Regions from separate parts of the Homo sapiens genome. Here region 2 is linked to region 1. The links are chromatin loops, found by intact Hi-C in ENCODE. Cell type or tissue: right lobe of liver. All regions are shown on one strand. Links, peaks and the distances in the headings refer to the core of each region. The heading gives the core; the rest is flanking DNA.

Region 1 (5,363 bases), core at 128-5,127:
GAGGCAGGAGAATCGCTTGAACCGGGAGGCAGAGGTTGCAGTGAGCTGAGATCGCGCAATTGCACTCCACTCCAGCCTGGGTGACAAGAGCAAAACTCCATCTCCAGAAAAAAGAAGGAATGATATAATGGGGCCCAGCATGGTGGCTCACACCTGTAATCCCAGCAATTTGGGAGGCCAAGGCAGGCAGATCACCTGAGGTCAGGAGTTCAAGAGCAGCCTGGTCAACACGGTGAAACCCCATCTTTACTAATAATACAAAAAAAAAAAATTAGTTGTGGTGGCAGGCGCCTGTAATCCCAGCTACGTGGGAGGCTGAGGCAGGAAAATCGCTTGAACCCAGGAGGCAGAGTTTGTAGTGAACCGAGACGCACCATTGCACTCCAGCCTTGGCGACAGAGCGAGACTCTGTCTCAGAGGAAAAGAAAAATGCTCTAATGGACTCTGGGAACTCAAGGGGAAGGGTGGGAGGGGAATGAGGGATAAAAGACTACACACTAGGAACAGTGTACACTGCTTGTGTGATGGGTGCATCAAGATCTCAGAAATCACCACTAAAGACCAGATGCGGTGGCTCATGCCTGTAATTCCAGCACTTTGGGAGGCTGAGGCAGGCAGATCACTTGAAGTCAGGAGTTTAAGACCAGCCTGGCCAACATGGTGAAACCCCATCTCTACTAAAAAAATAAAATAAATAAATAAATTAATTAATTAACCAGGCTTGGTAGCGTGCACCTGTAATCCCAGCTACTCAGGAGGCTGAGACTGGAGAATTGCTTGAACCTCAGAGGCAGAGGTTGCAGTGAGCTAAGATCATGCCACTGCTCTCCAGCCTGGGCCACAGAGTGAGATTCCATCTCAAAAAAAAAAAGAAAAAAAAAAGAAATCACCACTAAATAACTTTTCCATGCAACCGAACACCACTTGTTCCCCAAAAACTAATGAAATAAAAATAAAATAGCCAGGCAGAGGTGGCTCACGCCTGGAATCCCAGCACTTTGGGAGGCTGAGGCAAGTGGGTCAGTTAAGGTCAAGAGTTCAAGACCAGCCCGGCCAACATGGTAAAACCCCGTCTCTACTAAAAAGATAAAAATCATCTGGGCGCGGTGGCTCATGCCTGTAATCCCAGCACTTTGGGATGCCGAGGTGGGCGGATCACCTGACATCAGAAGTTCAAGACCAGCCTGACCAACGTGGCAAAACCCCATCTCTACCAAAAATACAAAAATTAACTCGGTGTCGTGGCAAGCGCCTGTAATCCCAGCTACTTGGGAGACTGAGGCAGGAGAATTGCTTGTACCTGGGAGGCAGAGGTTGCAGTGAGCTGAGATCGTGCCATTGCACTCTAGCCTGGGTGACAGATTGAGACTCTGTCTAAAAAGAAAAAAAAAAAAAAGGAAAAAAAGAAAAGATAAAAATCAGCGGCGTGTGGTGGCCCATGCCTGTAATCCCAGCTACTTGGGAGGCTGAGTCAGGAGAATCACTTGAACCCAGGAAGCAGAGTTTGCAATGAACCGAGATTGTGCCACTGTGCTCTACCCTAGGCGACAGAGCAAGACACCGTCTCAATAATTAATAATAATAATAATAATAATGCAATGAAAAAAATAAAATGTACAATAAATTATCATTGATTGTAAACAAAAAAGTTATATAATCTTCCTCATTTTCTCTTTGAAAACTTTTGTCTTCCTTCACCTCCCTGAATACACACATAGTTTACCCTAGCATGGGTATTCCTACCGCGATGCCTACTCTGGAACAAACATCATTTTCTTTGAGAGCCTTGTTCTGTTTTTTATTTAGGTCAACAAGGCAAAGAACAGATTCTCCCCTGGAGCCCCCAATGGAATGCAGCCCTGTGGACACCTAGATATCGGGCTTCTGGCTTCCAGAACTGTGAGAGGACACATTTCTGTTATTTTAAGCCACCAAGCTTGTGGTGATTTGTAATGGCAGACACAGGACACTAATATTAAGCCAGCGCAGGCAGCCCCAGGCCTCAGCACTGCCAGAACCCCCCTGCAGGCTGCCTTGGGCTAGGCTGGCTTCGCTCCCCCAGGTGCACGCCCCTGACAGGCAGCTCACCACCCACACAGCCCACCTGCTTCTGTGTCTGGGACTGGTCACCCAGTGGGAGGAGGACTCTGGACGAATGATATCACGCCCTTCAGCAAAGCCTCACGTATGGGTCGAGCTGGAGGCCAGCTCTAAAACCCACCATCCTGATTGGTTTCCACAGCTCTGTCTTCATATTGTGCATCTGTGAACCCGGTTTATGGAGGAGGAGGCTGAGCTGGGCCTTGGCTGGGCTTGGGCTTGGAGTCTGAGTTCCCGGGGGCCGGGGGTGCGGGGGAGGGGGTGGGCGCCAGGGCTCTGGGCAGGGGCTTTACCTCTTAGCACGTTGAGGATAAAGCTGAGAATGGCACCCCCTGCAGGCGGCGGTGGTGAGTACAGGGTATAGTCCCCCAGGGGCACCTCCAGGGCATCCACCACCTCGGGCTGGAACTTGGCCAGGTCCTGCAGCGTCAGCTGGCTCCCTGGGATGAGAAGGAGAGGGCTCCATGAACAGATGGGAAACTGAGGCGGGGAGGAATAGCCACTGCTGTCAGGTCACACAATGGGATTCCACTCATGCTTTTGCCTTGTGGACACAGGATGATGGTAGGTCTGTAGGCAGTGGCCTCAGGACTGGCCCCTTGGGGCCAGGCGTGGAGGGGTGGACAGAGACCAGAGGCAGGGAGGCTGGGGAAAAGAAAGGGAAGATGGGAGAGGGAGCTGGCTTATGAGAGCCTGTGAGAATGGTCAGCTCGGCTACCCAGACCTGCCGTGACCATCGGTAACGCCCCTCTGCTGGCCCTAACCCGCAGGCTCTGCTCTCTGAGGTCCTGGACCACAGGGGTCCTTGGGCCGGCAGAGCTAGGTGCATGGCCTCTCGGGGTCCCGGGCACTGCCTGCACTCCCTCAGGGCCTGGGAAGGAGCCTGCCCTCAACCCCCAGTGCCCAGAACTTGGCTCTTCCTCCAGCAGGGATGGGGTATGGAACCTCAGGGAGGCTGACCTTCCTTGGCAATGTCCTCCACCAGCATCTGGCCCAGCCTCCCCGTGTAGAAGACCTCCACGCCCTCTGTGGCCACGGTCTCCAGGGTGGTGGCCAGTGCAGGCCATGGGAGTGGGTCCTGAGGCCTCAGGGGTTCTGTCCCGTTGAAGAAGAGCTGGCTGGGGGGTGGGGGGAGCCTCAGGGTGGGGCCAGGTCCCAGAGGCAGCCACACTCTTCCGGGGCTCTCATGGGTGGAGTCCTCAGGACCCTACAGTGGGGGGCGCCCTGGCCCAGGGTCCCGAGGCACTGGGGTGGACACCGGGGAACTGATTCTCTAGGAGGTGGTGGGACTGACACCACTCACCCAGCTCATGGCCCTGGTCCAGGGAAGGCAAATTTCCCAGTGGGGCCTGGGTCCACCTAGGGCCTGTCATCTCACTCCTGGGAGGGCCTGTCAGTGGGCTGGGTGGGGCAGGTGAGAGTGGCAGTTGAAGCCCTCCTGCCATGCCAGAGAGAGGAAGAAGGAGGCCGGGGCCCCAGGGCGGGTGGCAGAGCCCAAATCCACACCTTGGAGTCCTATCACTTGGGCAATAAACTCCCCGCAGCCTAACCCCAAGTTAGGCTCTGCCACGGGGAGCTGGAAGGGCCATGAAAAGTACTCTTTGTCCTGGCCAGCACCCCGAGGGTCAATCCTCCAGTGTAAGAGGGACTGAGGCAGAGCTGGGGTGTGGACTGGGCCCAGACAGGATATGGCCTTGAACCCAGGAACCCAGGGCCACCATGTGGGGCTCACCGCAGGGTTGACGCCTGCAAGGAAGGCCGCAGGATGCTGTTGTGCAGGAAACGGCTGAGGACAGGGGCCACCACATGCCCCCCTCGGAGCAGCGCGATGGTGGGCTGGAACAGCTGCGCCCAGGGCAGGCGGCCATGGCGGCGGTGGGCCTCGGCATAGCCACGGAGCTCCCCGGGCACCCCGATCCACTGGGCCCCTGCATGGCACATCCCAGCTCTCAACCCTGTGGCTTCCAGGCCTTCCCAGGTTTGCCATCACCCCTACATGTGGCCCCCCAGTTACAGCAGCCAGAGTGAGCTTTCTGGAGCCCACACCCGACCACGTCCCTCCCTGCTCAAATCACCTGTGGCTCCCCACAAAGTCCATGGCCAAGCCCAAGGGGCCCTACACAAACTGGCCCCAGGAGCCCCACCCTGCCCCGCCAACCCATCTCCACTGAACCCTCCAGGCCTTTGTCCAGCCTGGTCCCTCTCCCTGGATCACCTCAGAGAGCCCGTTCCCAAGGGGGACCTTCTCAATCCCTGCAGGTTGGGGCTGGGGGTTCCCCACAGGCTCCGTGTCCCCCCGTGCCAGGGAGTCACAGCCTGTCCGTGAGGCGCTGCTCCTTTGCGGGGGTGTTCTGATTAGTCCTAGTGGCCTGGGGGGTGGGAGTGGGGGACCTCCATGGGGCGTCACCTGTGCCCAGTGGCAGAGCCTGTGCACACTGGTCCAGCAGGCTCGGGGCGTGGCTGGCCGGCACCGTCTCCCGGGCATTGATGACCTCCACCTTCCCTGGAGTAGGGCAGGGCAGGTGAGTGGTCATGGACCCTGCAGACAGCCCCTGGCCTGCTCTAGGCCTCAGTTTCCATCTCTGCATTATGAGATGGACTCTGGGCTAACACAGGGACAGGAGTTGACACAAGGGCTTTGCACAGCTGAGGCAAATGGGGCAGGGCAGGGGGCCCAAGAACACCCAGAAACGGGCTTGAGTTGATGGGACTGGCTGGAGAAGGGGTTACGCAGTGGTGTGGACAAGCCCATCTTCCCCATGGCAGTTCACATGTGGGCCCACCTGTTGTCACATTGTAGATGGTGAAGATGACCCCTCCGCCCAGGCCCATGCTCTGAGGGTTGACGACGCTGGTGCAGACCAGAGCCGCGATGGTGGCATCCACGGGTGAGCCCTGCTGCTGGAGGATGGCTCTAGGGGACATGGCACAGAGTCGCTGTGGGGCTCCCCTCCCCCTGCCTCCCCACCAGGCTTGCTCAGCTGGCACTCATTGGAGAATGGTGACGGAGGCGGCACGTCGGCTGCCACCAAACCGCAGATTAGGTTGCAGAACACAACCAGGCTTCCCCATCAAATCCAGCTGCTCACAGGTCCACAACACACTACGGTTGCAAAGTGTGATGCCATTTACACTGACCTTTGCCATATACAAGGTGCTTCTCAGTTTGCAAAGTACTTCTGTTGCCATTGTTCCCAGCAGCACCAGCTCATATGCTACAGGCAGAACGAGGCCTCGGCCACCTCTCAGTCCCTCACAGTGGC
Region 2 (5,363 bases), core at 101-5,100, 42 kb before region 1:
GGTCTCCATCATGCTGGCATCAGGGGCCGGCCTGGAGGTCAGCGTGCAGGGCCCGTTCCTGAGTGTGTCCGTCCTGCTGCCTGAGAAGTTCCTCACCCACACCCACGGCCTCCTCGGGACACTCAACAACGACCCCACCGACGACTTCACCCTGCACAGCGGGCGCGTCCTGCCCCCAGGCACCAGTCCCCAGGAGCTGTTCCTGTTTGGGGCCAACTGTGAGTGACCGTGGAGTATATGGGGCAGACGGGGTGGGGGTTACTGGAAACATGGCACGGGCAGGGCTTGGGGACCAAAGGGAGCCATGCCCAGCCAGGCCCCGGTCATGTATCTTCCAGGGACCGTGCACAATGCGTCCTCCCTGCTCACCTACGATTCCTGGTTCCTGGTCCACAACTTCCTGTACCAACCCAAGCACGACCCCACCTTCGAGCCCCTCTTCCCCAGTGAGACCACCCTCAACCCCAGCCTGGCACAAGAGGCAGCCAAACTATGTGGGGACGATCATTTCTGCAACTTTGATGTGGCAGCCACTGGGAGCCTGAGCACGGGCACTGCCACTCGGGTGGCCCACCAGCTGCACCAGCGTCGCATGCAGAGCCTGCAGCCAGGTGAGGGCGGGCAGGTGGGGGTGGGCGGGGAGCTGGGACAGGACCCCCCGGGGTGGCCAGATGTGTGTATGCATGGCAGCTCAGGCCTGTTGTCTGCACTCTGTCCCCATCCCAGTGGTGTCCTGTGGCTGGCTGGCCCCACCTCCCAACGGACAAAAGGAGGGCAACAGGTACCTGGCGGGTTCCACCATCTACTTCCACTGTGACAACGGCTACAGCCTGGCCGGGGCAGAGACCAGCACCTGCCAGGCTGACGGCACCTGGTCCTCACCCACCCCGAAGTGCCAGCCAGGTGAGGACACTCTGCTCATACACCTGCCTGCACCTGTCCCCACTCACCACCCCAGAGAGCCCCCTCACTGACACTCGCTCCCTCACCAGGACGCAGCTACGCGGTGCTGTTGGGCATCATCTTTGGGGGCCTCGCGGTGGTGGCGGCGGTTGCGCTCGTCTATGTGCTGCTGCGCCGCAGGAAGGGCAACACGTGAGACCCCCCAGCCCCTCTCCCAAGACCCCGAGACAGCCGGTGGGACCACCGAGGCTACTTCTAACTGCGTTTCTGTTGCAGGCACGTCTGGGGTGCACAGCCCTGATGGGAGCAGCTTGGCTGTGAGCACCAGGCCAAGACTCCTGAGAACAGGCAGCCCAGTCCTGCGACTCCCGCATCCCCAGGACCAGACACCTGGGACCTGGATACTTGATACCTGGGCATTTAACCCCCTACTCTGTCATCTCAGACCCCAGGCAGGAGGCCCAGTGTTCCAACACCCAAGCCCCGTGCTAGCAGCGCTCCGTGCTCTTCCCCAAATACTCACGGCTCTAATTCCCCAAACCTGAAACTTCATACCCTGGGATTCTAATACCTATGTCCTGAGCCCTGACACTCCCACACCTGAGCCTCAGATTCCAATAGCTCACTCCCTAGAGCCTGACGCCGGGGCCCCTGACCCCTGAGCCTCAGATTCCAATACCTCACTCCCCAGAGCCTGATGCCGGGGCCCCTGACCCCTGATCTACGGAGGCCTGCTCCCGGACCGTGCGGGCACCAGTGCAGTGCTGCCTTGGTTCCTGGACCCCTGGGCCCATCCTGGGACCCCAGATGGGGTAAGGAGAGGCCCCAGAACCCCAAAGCAGACAGCGAGACCCCCAGCGGCAGAGGCCTCCCTCGGCACTCCAGGCTTATAATTTCGAACTCTTCTGGAAGGTCACTCAGGAACACCCTCCCTGCCTGTGCAAAGAGAAAACAAGCGCCTTGTTTCCTTCCCTGGTCTCCTGGTGTTCATGCTGCGCCCTGGTTCTGGAGAGTTCCATGACCGCCTCCCGGGGTCACCACCAACAGTATCCAGAGTGAGGCAGGTCTGAGCCCTGCCTGCTTCCTCCACGAGGTTGCCGGGGATGCTCCCTCCCCAGGCTCTCTCTCCATGTATGCAGTGGGATGGAGAACTGTGGCCGCCTCGTGGGGTGGGGAGGCCGCCAACACAGCACAGGGCTCACTTGGGTCACTCAGGAGATGGAGAAGGACAACCCCTCCCTCAACAGAGGTGCCACCCCCTCACCACGCCCTGGCGTGCTCTGGCAAGCACTGCCCTGCAGCCTCGGCTCCTTGGCTGGGTGCAGTCGCTGGCAGGATCAGTTCCAAGTCCTCAGGAGACCAGCGCCCAGGCTCCTTAGCCCAGGAATGTCCAGAATCTGGGCACAGAGCCCAGGCCTCAGGCCACGGTGGCCCACCTGAGCAGCTCTTTGTCGGCGCTTCCTGTGGGGCCTGGCATGGAGGCACAGACCTGGAAGCAGCTGGAGGATGACCAGGGTCCATCAACCTTTGTGGAGAGGGTCCCGAATGGGGACTCAGGCAGGGTAGCATTGGTCGGGTTTGCCCCTTAGGTCTCAGAGAAAGTGCTGGAGAGGGTGAGGCTGGAAGTTGGGGGCCAGGTAGAGAACACTGGGTGGGGAGTTGAGCCGCCTCAGTGTGACCTGCAGCGCTGGGAGTGGCCATATAGGGGCAGCAGAGGATAGGAACAGCGAGTCTGGGTGGCAGGAGGTTGGGAGGGCAGTCAGCCCTGCCCTGCAGCTGGGTCAGCCGACTTGGTCACAACCGCAGCCAAGGTCTGCGCACAGCCCACCCCTCCGCCTCCCCGCACCTGGGTCATCCCCGCATCTCAGGAGTGTTGAAGAGGTTGCACAGGTCTCCCCAGGTCATTCAGCGGGCACTGACCATGGGGTGGGAGTCCAGGCCTCTCACCTGCTCAGCCTTGCCCTTGGTGAATGGGAGAGCTGGGGAGGCAGAGACATGTCTCATCTGAGGCCTTCCTGGAGGAGGTGAATGTGCATGATGGGGCACGTGTGCGGGAACCGAGCTGAGGGTTGCAGGGCAGGGGTGGCGGGAGGCTAGCGGAGGGGAATGGGGTCTGGCCTTCTCTCTTTCTAGAGCTCACTCCGTTGCTTCCCCATTCCCCTGGGTTTGCACCTCCAGGCATGGTGGGGCTGAGGGTCAGCCCCTTGGCGGGCTGGGCAGGTACTTTCCTCCCTACAGATGAGGTAAGGCAGGGCTCCCCTCCCACTGTCTGAATCCCCAGCGCACCCCTGTGCCACGCCAGGCCTGGGCCGGCCACGTGTCAGTGGGTGAGAGGTCAGTTTCCGGGTCAAGGCCTGGACATGAGGGAGCGGGCACAGGTTTTCAGGGGGCCCAAGAGCGGCAGGGGCAGCTTGGCAGCTCATCAGGTCCACTAGAGGGTGTCCCAGACAAGAGCAGCCCCCGAACTGAGGTCAAGAAACAGGTTGGATTCTCAGAGCTCTGATTGGTTGGACAGGGGTTCCAGATGGACAGGGGTTCTGGGTAGAGGAGCAGTCTATGCAAAGGCTCAGAGAAAGAGAAGTGCAGTCATGTCTGCGGAATGACAGGGGTGGGGGCCAGCCAAGGCCTCCCCTGCCAGGCCAAGGCATTTAGATTTCATCCTAAGAGCAAAGTGTGGCCTGCCTCGGGCTCCCCCACCCCCACCAGTCTCCCTCCAGGATGGGCCCTTGGTCTGCCCCCCCACCTCCCCTTTCCAGCAGGAGAAAGGGTGCCCTGTCTGTGGCCCCAGTCCCAGACATCAGATGTTCCCAGTGCCAGGGGCAGGCCAGGCTGGGAAGCCCCACCACCTGCCAGGGGCTTTTCCTGGGGCCCGAAAGAGATAGAGACAGGGCCTGTGCAAAGGCAGAAGGCCTGGAGCCGGTGCAGACTCTCTAGAGACATCAAAGGCAGGGACCGCTGCCTCAGGGAGATGGTCTCCCAAATAGCAGCCCAGGGCTTGCAGGACGGGCAGCCATGGGAGCTTGCGGGTGGCTTACAGTAGGGTTGAAATGATGGAGTATCAGAGTCACCCAATGGCCGGTACCATCGTGGTGGTACCAGTCAGAGTGGGGCAGATGGTAATCCAGGGCTTTGGAGACACAGGTGATGAGAGAGCTGGGGGGGTCAAACAGGAGCCGATGAGGTACCAGCAGGATCCTAAGACCCACCTTGGGCAGAAGGGCAAAGGGAGGAAGGAATGTGCTATGGGAGCCAGGCCCAGATCCCATGGAAGCGGGCGTCACGCAGGCCTGTGGGCCAAGGGGAGTCACAGAGGTGACAGCCCAGCTGCAGGTCCCCTGCTGGCTAGAGTAGGGAAGCCCGGCTTCTCTGTGCCCCCTGCCCTCCAGCCTCCCACTAGGTCTCCTGTTGGCTGAGCACAGTGGGTGCGGCTGATCTGGGGGCCAGGGAGGGCTCTGACTCGGTACAGTACAGTACAGGCACAGCTGGGGAGCAAGGGACCCCTTCTTCTGCCAAGCTGCTTCCTTCTGCAAGCCCCAGGGTGGCCGAGTGCCTGCTGTGGGCCAGACCTCTGCTAGGCCCATCAGGACACCCCTGTCCTCAGGGTCCAATGCTGCCAAGGAGGAGGCGGGGGGGTCGGTGCAGCGCACTGTAGGAGTGGGAAGTCAAGGAGGCATCGTGGAGGAGTGCGGCTTCCCACAGGCACCCCTTCAGGCTTTCACCAGCTCCCTTTGTTGCAAGGATGTGAGGATGACTGACTTTGGAAGTCATGCCAACCAAGTCCCTGCTGACCTGATCACCCACCCACTACTCTTCCAGGACCAGGAAATAAACTTCTTTTGTGATTAAGCCTTAATATGTTTCAGGGACCATTTGTTGAAGCAGTTAGTTGGTGCTGAGATGGGAAAGAAACTTTTCTTCTGTGAGACAGGGTCTCACTCTGTCACCCAGGCTGGAGTGCAGTGGTGCGATCATAGCTCATTGCCGCCTCAACCTCCCAGGCTGAGGTGATCCTCCTGCCTCAGCCTCACAAGTAGCTGGGGCCACAGGCACGCTCAGGCTGGTCTTGAACTCCTGGGGTCAAGCAATCCTCCTGCCTCGGCCTCCCTAAGTGCTGGGATTACAGGCATGATCCACTGTGCCCGGCCAAAAAGAAATTTTTATCTGAGGAACGAGAGCCCCCTTTAATTATCAGGCCCAGAGAGGCACTGAAATGTGATGGGGTGTCACAGCAGTCACGCCTCACTCCCACCTTGACGCCACTTGCTAGGTGGGTTCTAGACTAACCGATGTCAAGTAGCCATAAAATGTCATATGCTGGACACCATAATGTAGGGGCCAAGGGAAAACTTCCCCTTTACCCTCTGAAAGTTCAAGGAAAAATCAACTCACAAAAGGCAGATTAATTGGAAAACAAGGTGTACCAAGTTATTAGCATGCGTTGGGGGAGAATCACAGAGTCA

Evidence for each region. Hi-C counts contacts between places; a loop is a spot of excess contacts. Peaks named below come from ENCODE experiments on the same cell type or tissue, not always from the same donor. Only the 100,000 strongest peaks of a DNase experiment are listed, where the experiment ranks them.
Region 2: it touches region 1 in a loop (2.9-fold over the local background); 92 of 110 quality-filtered maps call a loop at or near these places.

The regions. Positions count from the first base shown.
Region 1 is chr22:24,228,991-24,234,353 of GRCh38, forward strand. GGT5 (gamma-glutamyltransferase 5) reads right to left here. Exons shown (of 12, transcript NM_004121.5): 2 at 4,884-5,014; 3 at 4,508-4,603; 4 at 3,833-4,028; 5 at 3,061-3,218; 6 at 2,394-2,540. Among named protein-coding and RNA genes, the nearest start is that of GGT5, 13 kb to the right of the region's middle. In right lobe of liver, for the core only: a CTCF peak has its summit at 2,455 (motif pointing left); a DNase peak (open chromatin) is centred at 2,471; H3K27ac peaks cover 1,719 bases.
Region 2 is chr22:24,187,233-24,192,595 of GRCh38, forward strand. SUSD2 (sushi domain containing 2) reads left to right here. Exons shown (of 15, transcript NM_019601.4): 11 at 1-218; 12 at 339-611; 13 at 727-903; 14 at 993-1,095; 15 at 1,180-1,874. The coding sequence ends at 1,204. Among named protein-coding and RNA genes, the nearest start is that of SUSD2, 8.4 kb to the left of the region's middle. RefSeq lists an enhancer at 2,341-2,982. In right lobe of liver, for the core only: a CTCF peak has its summit at 2,608; a DNase peak (open chromatin) is centred at 2,629.